5 separate regions of the Homo sapiens genome follow, and all the other regions are linked to region 1. A link is a contact called in ENCODE Hi-C or POLR2A ChIA-PET data. All regions are on one chromosome and are shown on one strand. Each heading gives the region's core, a stretch centred on a gene start or an enhancer-like site at or near the end of the contact. The rest is flanking DNA. Distances are from core to core; before and after follow the strand shown.

Region 1 (2,854 bases), core at 266-2,765:
AATGCCTCCCTACCACCTAAGACTAGATCTGACTCACAGAAAGCATTCAACATACATATATTTATTGAAAACATCCCCAATAATTAACAAAATCCGCATGTGATGAATCCTTACTGTAAACATAAAGTACAAGCTGTTTTCTTGGAATTCCAAAATAACTCCAATATGTTTCATTTTGCTTTTAGGCAGGAGTTATCCTTCATCCCTCTTTCCCCAGACTCCACGTCCAGTCTACCACCAAACGCTGCCACTTCTACCTCCAAGACATATCTTTAGGATCTGGGCTCTAGTCCCCACCATCTTTGAATCTGATTACCTTATTATTTTTGAACTGGTCTCTCTGTTCCACTCCCACCCTCCATGAACATCATCTACCTAGAAAGAATGATTCCTTTAAATCACCAAGCAAATAATGTCATTCTTCTGCTAAAATCCCTCCTATGGCTTTCCATAAGACCCACATTAATATCTGAACTTTTCACCATCACTTGTAAAGGTCTCCATGATCTGGCCCCCCTTCTTACTTCTCTATCACCCTACCAATCTTCTCAACTACCTCCACTGTGCTCTAGGCACTCTGGCCTCGGGGCCTTTGCTCTTGCTGTCCCTTCTGTGTGAAATGCTGTTCCCTCTGCTCTTGCCAGGATTAGCTCCTTGTCATTCAAATCTGGACTTAACCTTTCCCTACCCATTCAGTCACCACTTGGTATATCAAACGATTTGCATAGTCTACATCATTATTTGGTTTTTAAATGGTGTGCCCTCTCTTTCACGTAGAAGGTAAAGTTCCATGACAGCAGGAAGTTGGTTCTTCTTGTTACCTCCGGCGCCCAGGACAGAACGTGGTACATATTAAGTGCTTAGTAAGTATTTGTTGAACGCTAAATGTGGTTAAAACGCAAAAACCCATGTTTCCTAATCGCTATCCCCAACTCTGCCTCCCAGTGACGCTAACCGACCTGAGAACCGCAGACTCCCTTGACAAGTAGCTTTCACTTAACTCTGCCGCGTGAACTGGGAGAAAAACCCAGCTGGGATGCAGAAACAGGCAAAGGGTTGTCAAGAGAGACGCTGAGTGATGAACCACTAGTCTCCCTCTAAACCGCAAACAAGAGTCCACACCCCAAGGGGGCGGTCAAGGAGAGAGCCGTACCCAGAGCCAGGGCACTGTACGGCCGCCTACCTGTCAGAGGAGTCCGCGTCGTCGAATTGCCCGGGGACCACCCGGCTCATGAGAAGCCGCCGGTAGTCCATGACTGGAGAGCGCCGCCGGAGGCCGCCGCTCTGCGATGGAAAGGAACGGCTCAGACGGATGTACCCACGGCCGATCCAAAGGCCTTGGCGTGGATATCCGCCTTGCAAACCATTCAGAAGCCAACAGTGGCCACCACGTGCGACGGGAAAACGGGACCGACAGATCCACCACCCTGCCACCCCAACCGGAAGCCCCTCACCGCCTCGCCCGGAAGTCTGACTTGAGCGGAAGTCCCGCCCCTGCGCCGAGCTGGGAGTCCGGAGCTCTCTGGATGGCGCGCTGTATAGGGCTGTGGATGTTCTGTGCTCTCAGGAAGGCGTGTTGAGTAGCCGGCACGGCGAGGCCCGTGCTGGCCGTTTCTTCCCGGAGTTTTCGTTTCTGTACCCCACTTTGTGTTTACTGCGGCAGGAGGCGCCAGCTAGCCCACAGGCTGTTCGGCCTAGGGGGTCGTACCTTCCTAACTTCACCACTCTCTGGGAAGACACCGCACCCACAGTAGGGTCGCTCGGGCCTCGCGGGCTGCACCTGTCTCTGCGGAGTTCCCCCGGCGCGGGCGGACGTCACACAGGGGCGTTCCAGCACTCCGGGAGCCCGATTGCGAGTTTGTGAGAGTCCTTGGTGGAGGAGGTTGGAAAGCGTTCTCCCTCCCACAAAACCCGGTGCAGAGGGAGGGAGAGCCAGGTCCGTAGCGTGGGTCCAAGAAACTATGGATCCTGGAAGTGAGCACACTTTTGTGTCTTAAAAAGTTTGGTGTCTCGTTTTGAGGTGAAAAATGAATGAGATAAGTGCTTTTTAAAAAGGTAAAGTTTGTCTTACAACTGAAAAAGCTTTTAAACAAAACTATAGTTTTTGCGAGTAACTCCCGTGACACCTCTTTTAACTCCTATCTTAAAACAGCTTTAGAATGTCTCTGGAACATCTATTCAAACATTTGATAAATATGTTAAAAATCCAACATAAACCTGTAAGGACAAATGAAAGATGGAAAAAATAGTCTAACTTTAAATTAAAAAGGTAAACTGGCAGATTGTGCAGTGCCACATGAGGGATGAACAAAGTTGTAGAAATGTAATTGGAAGTGCTGGGTTCACAAACAAGAAAACTAAGAAACAAGGCCTTTGCGCTTTTTTGCATTGGGAAAACAAAGCAAGAATTTTTCAGATCTCACCACAATCCAGGCAGCATTATTTGAAAGACAAGGGAGAAGTGAGCATAAAGTTGGGCCTTTCACTGATCCTGACTGGTCTGCTTGGCTTACTTTTTTATATTTTACCAAGTGATGACATAGGTTTGAAAACAACTAATTTTCAATAAACTATTCATTCAGAAATTCAATAAAAGAATCCAGGCAGATGAGTAATGACTATAAATTGAAAGAGCTTGATAGAAATAAGTCATTGGAATGCAGGTTTTATTCAATCAATATTTGCTGTGTAGACAGCACTGGTCCATTTGCAGTAGGGGATATTGGAAAGCCCTAAGTATGCTCCTCTCAAGACATTTATGATCTGTAAACACAAACACTAACACCCTTGAAACAGTGGTGAAGCTCTAAAACAGTAAACGAAATCACCAAGTGCTGAATTGTAAGATAGAGAT
Region 2 (2,854 bases), core at 214-2,713, 3.4 Mb after region 1:
AGGTTAAAGCTAATTTAAAACTTCAGAATCCATTTGTTCTCTGCTAAGTCAAATTGTAAAAATAATACAGCAGTTTTGAAAAGCCCTTAATTAAAAATTCCGTTTCTCTGCCTAGCTGAGTAATGCAGATGATTGAGGAGCCCAAAACTGGATGCACAGCAATTAAGTGTCAGGTTGTCTGGTGGCAAAGATTTCTTCTATCGCTCAGTCACAAGTTGCTGGGAGACTATACCTCTTTCTAAGATGGCTGGAAACAGATCAGACAGTGCAGATGCAAAAAAAAACAAAAAACAAAACAAAAAAAAAAAACGGTCGCTATAGGAACATTGCCGTAAAATCCATTCTCTCTGTTAAGGTTCTTGTTTGAGTTTTCCTAACATAGACATGAACAGCAAAATACTGCTTTAAGTTAACCAATGGTTAACCTTTGCAGCATACACTCGTATTTTTTTTTTTTTCATTTTTCATTTGGCCGCATGGATTCTTAATGTTAGCTTAATTATAGACATAAAGTGGTTTGGCAGTAGCTAGCAATTCCCACTACTCCTTCCACTCGTCCTCCTAAAGAAGGGTTATAAACTCAGGCAAAAAAAAAAAAAAAAAAAAAATGCCAGGCCTCAAAACCAAAGACTCTATCTTACTTTGCCTCAAGTTTGCAAGTTGGTAAAAAAGCTGCCGGTAGGCACTCAAAACAAAACAAAACAATACTGGGTGACTGCTGGACTAAAGAGTACAAGGTGACGAGATCAAGTATCCCGCTAGCCACAGACTAGCTCTGGGATGGCCAGAGAGTGTGACCCCAGCACCTCCGCTCTCTGCTTTCAGGTCCTAAACTGACACCAGTAAAAGGACGACTGGGGGTACCGCATGAGGAAGAAAAGACTTAGGGCTTGGCCCGCCTGCTGCCACTGACCCTCGTGTCCCCAACACAGATGCCGCTAAGAGCTGCGGCCAGGGAGCTCAGATGGGTCCCCAAAAGAGGCATAGGAAAGCGCGACCTCACTGCCGCGGCAGCCGCCACGCGCACCGGACCTGTAGAGGCCGCTCGCGCCTACGCCTCCCGGGGCAACGACGCGCGGCAGGCCGCGGCCGCCTTCACCCCAGCAGCCACGGCCTCTGGGAGAAGGAAGCTCGAAGGCCGCCTGCTCCCCATGCCTCCCACCCCACAACGAATCGCGCCGGAAAAAGCAAAGTTTGACTCTCGCCGTTAGGCCCGAACTTTCCCGCCACCCCGTGCAGCTCCCACTCGGCAGTCCCCGGGCTCCAGCTTCTGGCCCACTCACAGAGACTACTTACTCTGGCTGCTCCCGTAGCGACTGGGTCTCCGCGGCGGCCATCTTGAACTTCCTGACTCCTCGGCGGCGGTGGCGGCGGCTCCCGGACGGTGGAGGGTAGGGGAAGTGGAGGAAGAAGGAAAAGAGCTGCCGCGCATGTGCCGACCGTGTAGGGAAGAGCTGGGTTCTGAGTCCGCGCTAAGAATCCGGATATAAAACCCCACGTCCCGGGACTAGCGCAGGGCGTAGTGTCGCAGCTTCCGGGAGCATGGTGGGCGGTGCTGCTAAGGATTGAGGTCGAGTGTCAAGCTTGAGCTCTTCAGTCAATGCTAGAAATGGACGTTTAGTTATTGAATCCCGCTAACGAGGGGAGCCAACAAGAGAGGGATGTCGGCATCGGGTGTGCGGTTCCAAGAACTGATTGGCTGTGGAGATTAGAAGTTAGGTGAAAATTCTCTTAAACTCGGGCAAACGAATTGATGATTTTTCCCCTGGTCGGTGTTAGAGACACAGTAAATGCTTAACCATCTCGCTAGACAGCTCAACTGAAGTGGCATTAACTTCCCGGGAAAGTGTGTAGAAAGGCATTTTTAAATACTGTAAACTCGAACGTAAATATCTTTTAATGTGGAACTGTTACTACATTTAACACTGAACATCTTTTCAACTTTTACATAGTTCAAGGGTGACACGATTCAGTTCGTTATTTCCGTAATTGGAACGTGTAATGTTTTTTGGCCCAAGTTGCGTTATGTGATTTTGTTTTCTTCTATAACGACTCTACAGTAATGGGGTAGAATGGAATATTGTGGGGAAAACATTTACTGGCTCTTGGAGAACTCTCAAAACCAATTAGGTTCTTTAATTCCTCTTTAAAAAAATATTTCTCGCCTGGCGCTGTGGCTCACCCCTGTAATCCCAGCACCTTGGGAGGCCGAGGCGGGCGGATCACCTGAGGCCAGGATTTGGAGACCAGCCTGGCCAACATGGTGAAACCCCGTCTCTATTAAAAATACAAAAAATTAGCTGGGCGTGGTGGCGCTCGCCTATAATCCCAGCTACTCCGGAGGCTGAGGCAGGAGAATCGCTTGAACCCGAGAGGCGGAGTTTGCACTGAGATCACGCCACTGCACTCCAGCCTGGGCGACAGAGCAAGATTCCATCTCAAAAAAAAAAAAAAAATTATCCATACTTTGGAACCTGGAAGCAGCGTGACGATCACTTTCATTCTTGTAATCATCTGAGTTTGCCTTTGTCCTAGAAAATTGAGTTCGGAATCTCCAGACTCCATACATATCTCTTGATTTCCAGGGGAGAAGGGTTTTAAATGTTCTTACAAAATGTCTCTTGTTGCCTGAATTCCAAACGTTTTGAAATGTTAGGGCCGGGCGCGGTGGCTCACGCCTGCAATCCTCTAGCACTTTGGGAGGCCGAGGCGGGCGGATTGCCTGAACTCAAGAGTTCGAGTCCAGCCTGGCCAACATAGCGAAACTCCGTCTCTGCTAAAAATACAAAAAATTAGCCGGCGTGGTGGCGCCTGTAGTCTCAGCTACTCGGGAGGCTGAGGCAAGAGAATCGCT
Region 3 (2,854 bases), core at 225-2,724, 3.4 Mb before region 1:
GGGGGTGTTGTGAGCATTCAATGGATGTCACATGTAAAGGTGCTTAGCACCTAGTAAACCCTGAACAGATGCCGATCATTTCACATAGGTCCACAGGAAACTCAGCAAGATCCACTGACCAGCTCTATAATCAGGGAATGTGTTAGTCATTTCATTAAGCACTCACATTATCACTAAATCGGAAAGCAAATACTCCCGTGCCCTTAATCCAACTACTTTAATGTCTCTTTTGAGGGGTGGTAGGGATGTTGCTTTTCTTCACTGATGCAACAGCCAATTTCAATACTCAATTTTTTTTTTTAGAAACTTCTGCATCCAACTCACAGTTCTCGTTAGGAGGGCAGAAGGGGAGGGTAAAATACACGGAAACTCAAGTCAGAATCACATGTGACATTGCACCCTTGGAAAAACAGCTCCTATTTTCTTACAGAAAAGTATTCTGTATGCAGTGAACCTAACAAGATGGAAAGCAATGCATACGCCGTTTATTCTGTTTAAAGAATTAGGCCAGGCAAAGTGGCTCACGCCTGTAATCCCAGTACTTTGGGAGGCCCAGGCAGGCGGATTACCTGAGGTTAGGAGTTCGAGAACAGCTTGGTCAACATGGTGAAACCCATATTCTATTAAAACACACACACACACACACAAATCGGGCATGATGGCATGCACCTGTAATCCCAGCTACTTGGGAGGCTGAGGTGGGAGGATGGCTTGAGCCCAGGAGGCAGAGGCTGCAATAAGACATATTCAGGCTACTGCACTCCAGGCTGGGCGACACAGCGAGAACCCCTCCCCACCCCCCAAAAAAAGAAAGAATTAATTTCCCATAAAACGGGGAAGGGCAGCGGGCTTGGGATCTTGCCCACAGTTCTTAACTCGAGGCGGCACTGAGTAAGGGAGGCTTTTAAAGAGCTGGAGCAACAAAACCACCAGGAAACGAGGCAACACTATGCTACAAGGGTAAGCCTTTGCCTCAGGAGCTCAGGTGCTCCGAGCATCCACAGCCTCTTTTAAGACAAGCAGAAAATACCCAAGGAGAAAAGCACCGACCACACGGCATAAAGGCCCGCTGAATCGGGGGGACGAAAAGCAGACGGCCGTGAAACTCCTAAATAATCCCTAAAAGTTAAAAGTGGCAGAAAATAAAAACAATACTCTCCAAAGACCTGCACCGACCTGCCGAAGGCCCGCGGAGTCCACTACGGAGCGCAAGCCGCGGGACACAGCAGCCAGGTCTCTCCGGAAACGCGATTGCGTGCGCGCTGCGCCCCGGGGCCGCGGCAGGGCGGGGAGAAAGGCGGGACGTCGTGGCGCGTGCGCAGTGTCCTTGGAGAGAGGTGAGCGGAGAATGGGGACAGTGGGGGCGGGGCTTGAGCCGCGGATTACCAGCACGCGCCCTGCATCCCGGGGGCGGGGAGTGAGGCGGGGCATCGCGGCTAGCGCCGTTGGCGGGGAACCGGGCGGGGAATCTCTGTGCTTCCTCAGTCCCCAGGCCCAGCACCTGCAGGGCCGACCAGCTCCAGTCCCAGGTCCAATCCTGAGTGGCCAAAAGCCGGAAACCCGGAGTTGGAATTGGATCTTGCACAAGCTGGACCACGTAAGCTGGGCCAGGCCAGAGGTGGAGGCCACCGCTGCGGGAGGAGGGCATCTGATGATTTTGAAGGACCCCATTAATAGAGGGTATAAACCAGGTGCGGGCCATCAGGGAGGATTGTCACTCTGGCCCGATCTTGTTTGTTTACACCAGGAAGGGCCTGCCTTCCACCTGCAAGAAAATATGGCAGCTGCAGAATAATGTGGCGCAATGCCAAATATCCGTTTGTTTTAGGGAGTGAGGCTACTTGAGAAGCATCTTAAATGGGGAGAGAGAGCAAGTTAAATCTGATTTCCACGCAGCTCTGTGGATTCCGAATGTCCACAGTATGATGTTATCTCCATTCCCACTTCCGAGCCGCTCCTCTTCTGTGTTTCCTGCACCACCATTCGCTCAGTTGCTCTACACTAAAATTTGCTGTCATCGTTGACTTCTCCCTCTCCTTCATCCCCTACAAGTATCAACATAGACAACTCCGATCAATATAATCATCAGTGAATAAAGCAAATTGCAGCGCATATTCTTAAAGACAAACTTTCCACTTGCAGCAGCACCTACCTTCCAGATAGCTAAATTGAAGCCCGTGTTTATCATAGCTGCTTCTAACCAGCCAGAGCTGATAATAACTAAGAACTTGCAGGAATTGCAGTATGCCAGACCTTCAATTTAATTGAAGACTTTCCTGAACAATTAATGAGACTTGTCTTAACCAGCAGGGAATGGCTTTAGGGACTCATTCTTCCCTATGCAGGTGCAAGCCTCAAACCTTAATTAGGATCATCCACCATGATCCTCGAGCCCTTCCCCACCTTATACTTGAAGAGGCTGAACCTCAGAGAATTAAATTACCTACAGTCCTGGTCACTGGTAGAGCTATTATTTAAAGTAAGGTCTAATGTCAAAGCCTGCGTCCTTAATTCTACCATATGCTGCTTCTTGCAGTGTCGTTCCTCAACCAGAACACATAGCTCTTCTGTGTAGGTAAAGTCCATCAAAACATGTCATAAAATAAATTAAAGAAATTGGTTTCTGCTCTATTTCAATTAGTACCAGAGTAAAACAATCAATGATTTGTGTTTGGGAATATTTCTAGTTGGCATTAACGTTGTTAGGAGATAGCTTAGCTCTTCACTGGGGGCCCACTGAATTATCGGAACCCTGGAACACAAATGTGTCAAAAGGGTGTAATCAAAATTATGTCAGGGAATGTTAAGTTTCTAGTCTTTGGTCACTGAGGCCTATCAGTAGGTTTGGGTGTTT
Region 4 (2,854 bases), core at 137-2,636, 3.3 Mb before region 1:
GGAACACAGTTAAGTAATTTCACTACAAAAAAAAAAAATTAAATAGCATCATCTTTGACTATTCAAAACACATCACTTTTCAGCCAAAGACAAAGAGCAAATAACTGGAGTAGGAAACAAAATAAACGAAAGCAATAGGCCAAGTGATATACTTCCAAATTTTCTGGATAATTAAAGACCGACGCCTTGACTTCATAAAGAAGTACTGTACTCAATTTTCTAGAAAATGCTTAGAATTGCTTCAAGAATAAAAGTGAGCTAGATGTTAGGAGGTCGGATTCCTAGTCGTGAGTATAGTCCTATCTACCTATTTGACTACTGATAATTTATTTGACCTTTTTATCTATTCACACATCTAGTAATATCATATTCTGCTGTAATTTCTCTCCATCTATGCGTCTCCTCAGTCCTCCACCCCTTATGTAGGCAACGTCTCTAAGGCAAGATCCATACCTCCAGCATCTTTGCATCTCCACCGCCCAGCTCGCCATAAGTTCCCAACAAATAATGAATTGGTATCGCTTTACCTATAAGGGATTTATCCTAATCTAGTTCTAGTAATTTGTAAAATTCCAGGGCAGAAATTCAGCAAAAGAGCGAGATCTTCTTTCATTAAATTCTGAATACTGTCAACTTATGGGATCGATCCTTAAATCCACAATCTACGACTCATTTGTCCGTATGCAGAAATGCCGGTTTCCTTTGTGTCCCGTGGACCTTTTGTCTACTAGAAAAGGCAGATATTGCCTCATTTTGATAAAATGTCCATTCTACGGTTTAAAAGGTTAGCTTTTCTCTTAAGTCTCTTAGGTTTGATTCATCAAATCATCCAGTGAACAGCAGGCGCTCCAATGTTCACCTCTGCTGTGTAGGAACCAAACCCGACCTTCCCGGCCCCGCCTCCGACTGTCTCTAACTACGCGGTATCTCACCTCGTGGTCGCCGCAAGCCTCGGGCTCCGGGTGTACAGCGAACCCAAAGAGGACCTGCTCGTAGCAACCAGCGACCAGCTCCATTCAGCAGCGCACGTGCCTCTTCCGCCAGCCCGGCTCAGCCTGGAGGTGACAGAACCGGAAACCAAAAAAAAAAAAAAAAAAACACCTGACTCCTTTCTGCATCGGCGCTCGAATTATACGTCAGGCTCCAGGGCTGCCTTTAAGTCGCCTGTAACGTGGAAACACTTTAAGCGCGGGGAGGTCACATGGATTTTCCAAGAAGAGAATAAGTAAAGATGCCACATGAGGAGGTTCTCACTGCAAGGAGAAAAAAATCGGGGGCAAGCAGGCATATCTCAGGAAGGTGCCAGCTACGCCCGTCTGAAGGGAGCGGGCGGGACATCCTCTGCGAAGCCCTTCATTTCCGTGACATCAGGAGGAGGTGGGGCCGACTTCCGGCCGGTTGCTTAGGGGCTGTAGCGCCGGCAGCGTGCATTGTTGTGGGCTGTGTACTAGTAGGGTAGGAGTTTTTGTTCAGGGACCAGCGGAACGAGGCTTTCTGTCGTTAATAGGGTAAGGAGGGGTGGGATTAGGGTTCGCGGTGACTTGTTCCAGCGGCGCAGCGCTCGCGCTGCCTTGACGGACTCGGAGTGCTAGATGTGTCCGCGTTCCCGTCTGCCCGGGCCAGAACCCCAGCCCTGCACACTTTCTCTGTCTGCTTGTCTAACTCTGGGGCTGTATTGGCCAAGGTTGCGGCACCTCCTGGGGAGGGAGCAGTGAGCCTTCATTTTTTTTTTTTTTTTTTTGAGACGGAGTTTCGCTCTTTTTGCCCAGGCTGGAGTCCGGTGGCGCGATTTCGGCTCACCGCAACCTCTGCCTCCCGGGTTCAAGCAATTCTCCTGCCTCAGCCTCCCGAGTAGCTGGGATTACAGGCATACGCCACCACGCCTGGCTAATTTTGTATTTTTTAGTAGAGACAGGGTTTCTCCATGTTGGCTAGGCTGGTTTTGAACTCCCGACCGCAGGTGATCCGCTTGCCTCGACCTCCCAAAGTTGCTGGGATTGCAGGCGTGAGCCACAGCGCCCGGCCAGAGCCTTCATTTGAGAGTTGGGAAAACAAAGTGAGCCTGAGCAACATATTTTGATGCCGTCTCTACAAAAATGTTATAAATTAGCCCAGCATGGCGACGCCCGCCTGTGGCCTCAGCAACTCGGAAGGCTGAGGTGGGAGGATTGCTTGAGCCCAGGAGGTCGAGGCTGCAGTGAGCCGAGATCGCTCCACTGCATTCCAGTCTGGGGGACGAGCCAGGCCCCCTTTCAAAGAAAAAAAAAGTTTTATTTAATAAGGTTTAGAGATTCAGGTATGTCTTAGACATTACAGCTTTCCTACAAGCTCCCAACAGAGTAAATCTTGGTTCGTATAGTTCTCATAAACACCGTAGTAGGTCATTTGGTAAACAAGATGCATAGTCCATCCTTCTCAAATCTTCAGCCTCCATTTCAAGTGCGATACAGTGCTTCAGCGCTTAGACCCTTTTGTTTCCAATAACTTTTCTTCTCTGGTGTTCTGAATTGTTAGTACGTGTTAATAGAGGCTAGTTTGGGTCTTGCAGAAATGATTTCATTTGGGATGCTTTGGTTGTCACTGCAGTGCAGAAAAGACCTTGTTATTGTTAGAAATAGATAATTGGTGACACGAAGAAAAGTCAGCATGGAGACAAAAGATCTCTCAGCAAGGCAATTTTTACTTTATGCAGAAAGGGTGCTCAATTGCAGATGGAACGATGGTGAGAGCACTCCTGAACAAAGGAAAAGCAGACATATTTGTCCCTTACGCCTTTGGGTTGTCCTTACTGCTGTGTCCTGCATCCGTTGGCTGGGGCTGGACCTCATAATCTTAAACTGATACCCGATTTGCT
Region 5 (2,854 bases), core at 259-2,758, 3.3 Mb after region 1:
AATTAGCCGGGCCTGGTGGCGCATGCTTGTAATCCCAGCTACTCGGGAGCCCGAGACAGGAGAATCACTTGAACCCAGGAGGTGGAGGTTGCAGTGAGCCGAGATTGTGCCAGTGCACTCCAGCCTACGCAACAAGACGGAAACTCCATCTCAAAAAAAAAAAAATCTCTTTGGGATAAGCCCAAATTGTTCTATTTGACTTTTGGTGTTGCCCCATCTACACTATTACCCAGATCTACCTGATGAAACTTAATGATAAAGTTACTTGAGACTTGGACTCTGCCCACCTGCAAGCCTCCTGTCTTTGGGGAATTCACCTGATTAATCTTTCTGGGTCTCAGTTTCCACATCAGCTCAACAGGGCAATATGCTCAACAGGGCAATTTCCACATCAGCTCAACAGGGCAATATCATTTTCCTTACAGGGTTGTCCAAAGACTTACAATTAGCCTGGCTCACTATAGGTAGTCCACAGGTGTCAGCTACATAAATCTAAAACTCCTAGGCATGCTTGGATGGGACAACTTGGGCACAGAATTTAGAGGGGTGGTTTTGTTTCGTTTTGTTCTGTTTTGTTTTTTGGTTCTCTGGGAACTGGACAAGGTGACACAGCCAAGGCCCTTCCAACTCTTAAGAATTCTTCCCCAAAGAAAATACTTTGCAAATGCCTCAGCAGAACTCAAAAATATCCACAAACTCTTCACTGACACTAAAAACTTGGGTACTCCAAAAATCACTTCTGACCCCCAGGCGTCCTACCAGGTCTGCAAACCTTCGATTTGGGGATGCATGACCTAGCAGCTTTTAAGCATACGCCCTCAATTGTTACCCCACCTCCCGGCTCAGGGCTGGCCCTCGGGATGCAGCGACCCCTCCTCGCCAGGCTCCGCGGGACTCCGGGCAGGGCGCTCAGTGCTCCGGCAGCCACAGGGTTCGCAGAGCTGAGGTCCGCCCGAGAGAGCAGCCGCGCCTCCAGCTCGCAGTTACTCGGAGCCAGGCCGGGGAGCATCTGTGCCCCGCCCCACGCGCCGCGCAAGTCCTCCCGGGATCACCCTCCCCGCGCCGCGAACCCCCCGCACTTCCTCCACTCCCGGGTGATACCCGGCCTCGCTCCGGCCCCGCCCCCGCATCTGAGCCCCGACTCCTAACCGCCTAGAGCTCCCGCCCCGCCCACGCACCGACCCCCCCGGCCCCACCCCCGAGCCCCCGCAGCCCCAGAGGAGGCCACGGGCTAGCGATGGCGAATGCGGCGTGGCTACGCTCTCAGCCTGGCCCCGCCCCAACCCTGGCCCCGCCCATGCCCCAGGCTCCTGCCTGGGCTCTGCTCTCGGCCCCGCCCCGCACCCAAGCCCCGGCCCCACCCCCGAGCCCCCGCAGCCCGGGAGCCTAGGCCCCGCCCCCGAGTCCCGGCTCCACCCCCGAGACCCGGCCCCACCCCCGAGCCCCCGCAGACCGAGCTAGGCCCCGCCCCCGAGACCCGGCCCCACCCCCGAGCCCCCGCAGCCCTAGAGCCGCCCAAGGGATGGCGATGGCGTACTTGGCTTGGAGACTGGCGCGGCGTTCGTGTCCGAGGTAAGCTTGGAGTCCCGGCCGTTCGGCCCATGGTCGCCCGCAGGATACCGCTGTCCAGGCGAAGGTCGCCGCCGTTGGAAGACCCTCCTTCCCTATTGTCTAGGTGGCAACAGGATTTTGCTTTGCTGGTTTTCCGGTGAGGTAGTGCTAAAAAGTGACGACCTCACGCGCGCCCTCCTGCACCGCTGGGCCCGGAGTGGTCAGGATGGGCGCGTCGGGAGGTCAGGGCTATGGTTCCCTGTCAGCAGTCCCCAAGGTCTCCGCCTGCCTCCGCGCACGCTCCCATCCTCCTGGGGCCGGACTCCGGGCGGGTGAGCCGCCCCAGCTGAGCACCCGGGCCTGCACTTCCCAGCCGGGCTGCTTCTGGGGTGCAAAGCGTCGCTTGCTAAAAGCGAGGTAAACGCAAGCCGTTATCACTCGTGTGGACTTAACACTCTGCTTCTTGGAGAACACGTATGCTATAAAGTGAAATGGCCGGGTACAGAGTAACGGCTAAGAAGCACGCTGCACCTCCCTGGGGTCCCGGGAACCCGCACGAATCTGTGCATAGGGAACAAAACCGAAACACGGTGGTGGCCTTGAAGTGGTAGAATTATGAGTGATTTTCCCGACTTTATGTATTTTCTTAAATGGTCGTGTTTTTGCTATTTGTTTTTAAAACTCACGCTTTATTTAAAAATAAATTTGTTCCACATTTTGTGGAAACTTGTACATTTCGGCTTTCTGTGGATATTTTAAATTTTTCTTTCGTTTTCTACGTGGAATTTGCCATATAAGATGCAGTTTTTCCCTTTACAGAAAATCATTTTAATGTAAAACTTACTCTAGGCTGATCTTACTGAATCAGTTACTAATAGTCCAAAGTTTGAACCTAGAGTTCATTGCACCATTTTCGAGTTACATAATTGTGTTTGTGTGTTAGGTTTGGGCTTTGTAACCTGTATTATTTTAATCATCTTTTTTGCCATTAACTCTATTATTCAGTGTCATCGTCGTGAACTCCATTTTTAGCTTGTGGCCTGAGTCCTGTGCATTCAAGTTTGCCACCCCACCCCCGCTCACTATGTGTGCTTAAAAACGTGCTGATCACCCCCGCGGTGGTTGCTGTTTCTGCTCTGTTCCTGGCTGGCTGGTTAAACATACCCATAGAAAGGGGCACGCCTGCTGAGCCCCCTTCACTGACTCCCTTCCACTGCAGGTAGATTCCCTCCCATCTGCTGAGAAGGCTGTGGCTCTATCTGGAATGCCAGCAACTGCTCGTGTGTTCTTTTGAATATTTCTT

What was found. A loop is a pair of places that touch in the nucleus more often than their neighbours do. ChIA-PET counts read pairs that join two places held with the same protein, here RNA polymerase II (POLR2A). Pooled maps may share reads with other maps.
Region 2: a loop to region 1 is called in a pooled map, with 7 times the contacts of the local background. The contact joins the promoter of PRP4K here to the promoter of CAGE1 in region 1. A Hi-C loop is called at or near these places in 1 of 37 single-sample maps with no recorded cell type and 6 of 50 pooled maps. POLR2A ChIA-PET finds 5 or more read pairs at or near these places in 1 of 52 experiments (activated T-cell).
Region 3: a loop to region 1 is called in a pooled map, with 17 times the contacts of the local background. The contact joins the promoter of TMEM14B-DT here to the promoter of CAGE1 in region 1. A Hi-C loop is called at or near these places in 9 of 50 pooled maps.
Region 4: a map of CD8-positive, alpha-beta T cell shows a loop between it and region 1 (16-fold over the local background). The contact joins the promoter of C6orf52 here to the promoter of CAGE1 in region 1. A Hi-C loop is called at or near these places in 2 of 168 maps with a recorded cell type or tissue (both CD8-positive, alpha-beta T cell) and 11 of 50 pooled maps.
Region 5: a loop to region 1 is called in a map of CD4-positive, alpha-beta memory T cell, with 9 times the contacts of the local background. The contact joins the promoter of ECI2 here to the promoter of CAGE1 in region 1. A Hi-C loop is called at or near these places in 1 of 168 maps with a recorded cell type or tissue (CD4-positive, alpha-beta memory T cell) and 7 of 50 pooled maps. POLR2A ChIA-PET finds 5 or more read pairs at or near these places in 1 of 52 experiments (CD4-positive, alpha-beta T cell).

The regions. Positions count from the first base shown.
Region 1 is chr6:7,388,403-7,391,256 of GRCh38, reverse strand. CAGE1 (cancer antigen 1) reads left to right here and starts at 1,515. Exons shown (of 14, transcript NM_001170692.2): 1 at 1,515-2,055. It overlaps RIOK1 (RIO kinase 1), which reads right to left and starts at 1,449. Exons shown (of 17, transcript NM_031480.3): 1 at 1,184-1,449. The coding sequence starts at 1,254. RefSeq lists enhancers at 777-1,563, 1,167-1,586, 1,717-1,766, 1,777-1,836.
Region 2 is chr6:4,019,909-4,022,762 of GRCh38, reverse strand. It overlaps PRP4K (pre-mRNA processing factor kinase PRP4K), which reads right to left and starts at 1,463. Exons shown (of 15, transcript NM_003913.5): 1 at 1,297-1,463. The coding sequence starts at 1,337. It overlaps LOC124901245 (a long non-coding RNA gene), which reads left to right and starts at 1,596. Exons shown (of 2, transcript XR_007059415.1): 1 at 1,596-2,854. RefSeq lists enhancers at 221-280, 1,323-1,632.
Region 3 is chr6:10,746,204-10,749,057 of GRCh38, reverse strand. TMEM14B-DT (TMEM14B divergent transcript) reads left to right here and starts at 1,474. Exons shown (of 2, transcript NR_187231.1): 1 at 1,474-1,597. It overlaps TMEM14B (transmembrane protein 14B), which reads right to left and starts at 1,253. Exons shown (of 6, transcript NM_030969.5): 1 at 1,177-1,253. RefSeq lists silencers at 1,224-1,283, 1,239-1,459, 1,294-1,523 and an enhancer at 1,644-1,693.
Region 4 is chr6:10,693,148-10,696,001 of GRCh38, reverse strand. C6orf52 (chromosome 6 open reading frame 52) reads left to right here and starts at 1,386. Exons shown (of 5, transcript NM_001145020.3): 1 at 1,386-1,508. PAK1IP1 (PAK1 interacting protein 1) reads right to left here and starts at 1,030. Exons shown (of 10, transcript NM_017906.3): 1 at 933-1,030. The coding sequence starts at 1,016. RefSeq lists enhancers at 1,003-1,382, 812-1,414, 1,423-1,472.
Region 5 is chr6:4,134,229-4,137,082 of GRCh38, reverse strand. ECI2 (enoyl-CoA delta isomerase 2) reads left to right here and starts at 1,508. Exons shown (of 10, transcript NM_206836.3): 1 at 1,508-1,572. The coding sequence starts at 1,523. ECI2-DT (ECI2 divergent transcript) reads right to left here and starts at 1,011. Exons shown (of 4, transcript NR_103764.1): 1 at 835-1,011. RefSeq lists silencers at 953-1,162, 1,323-1,462.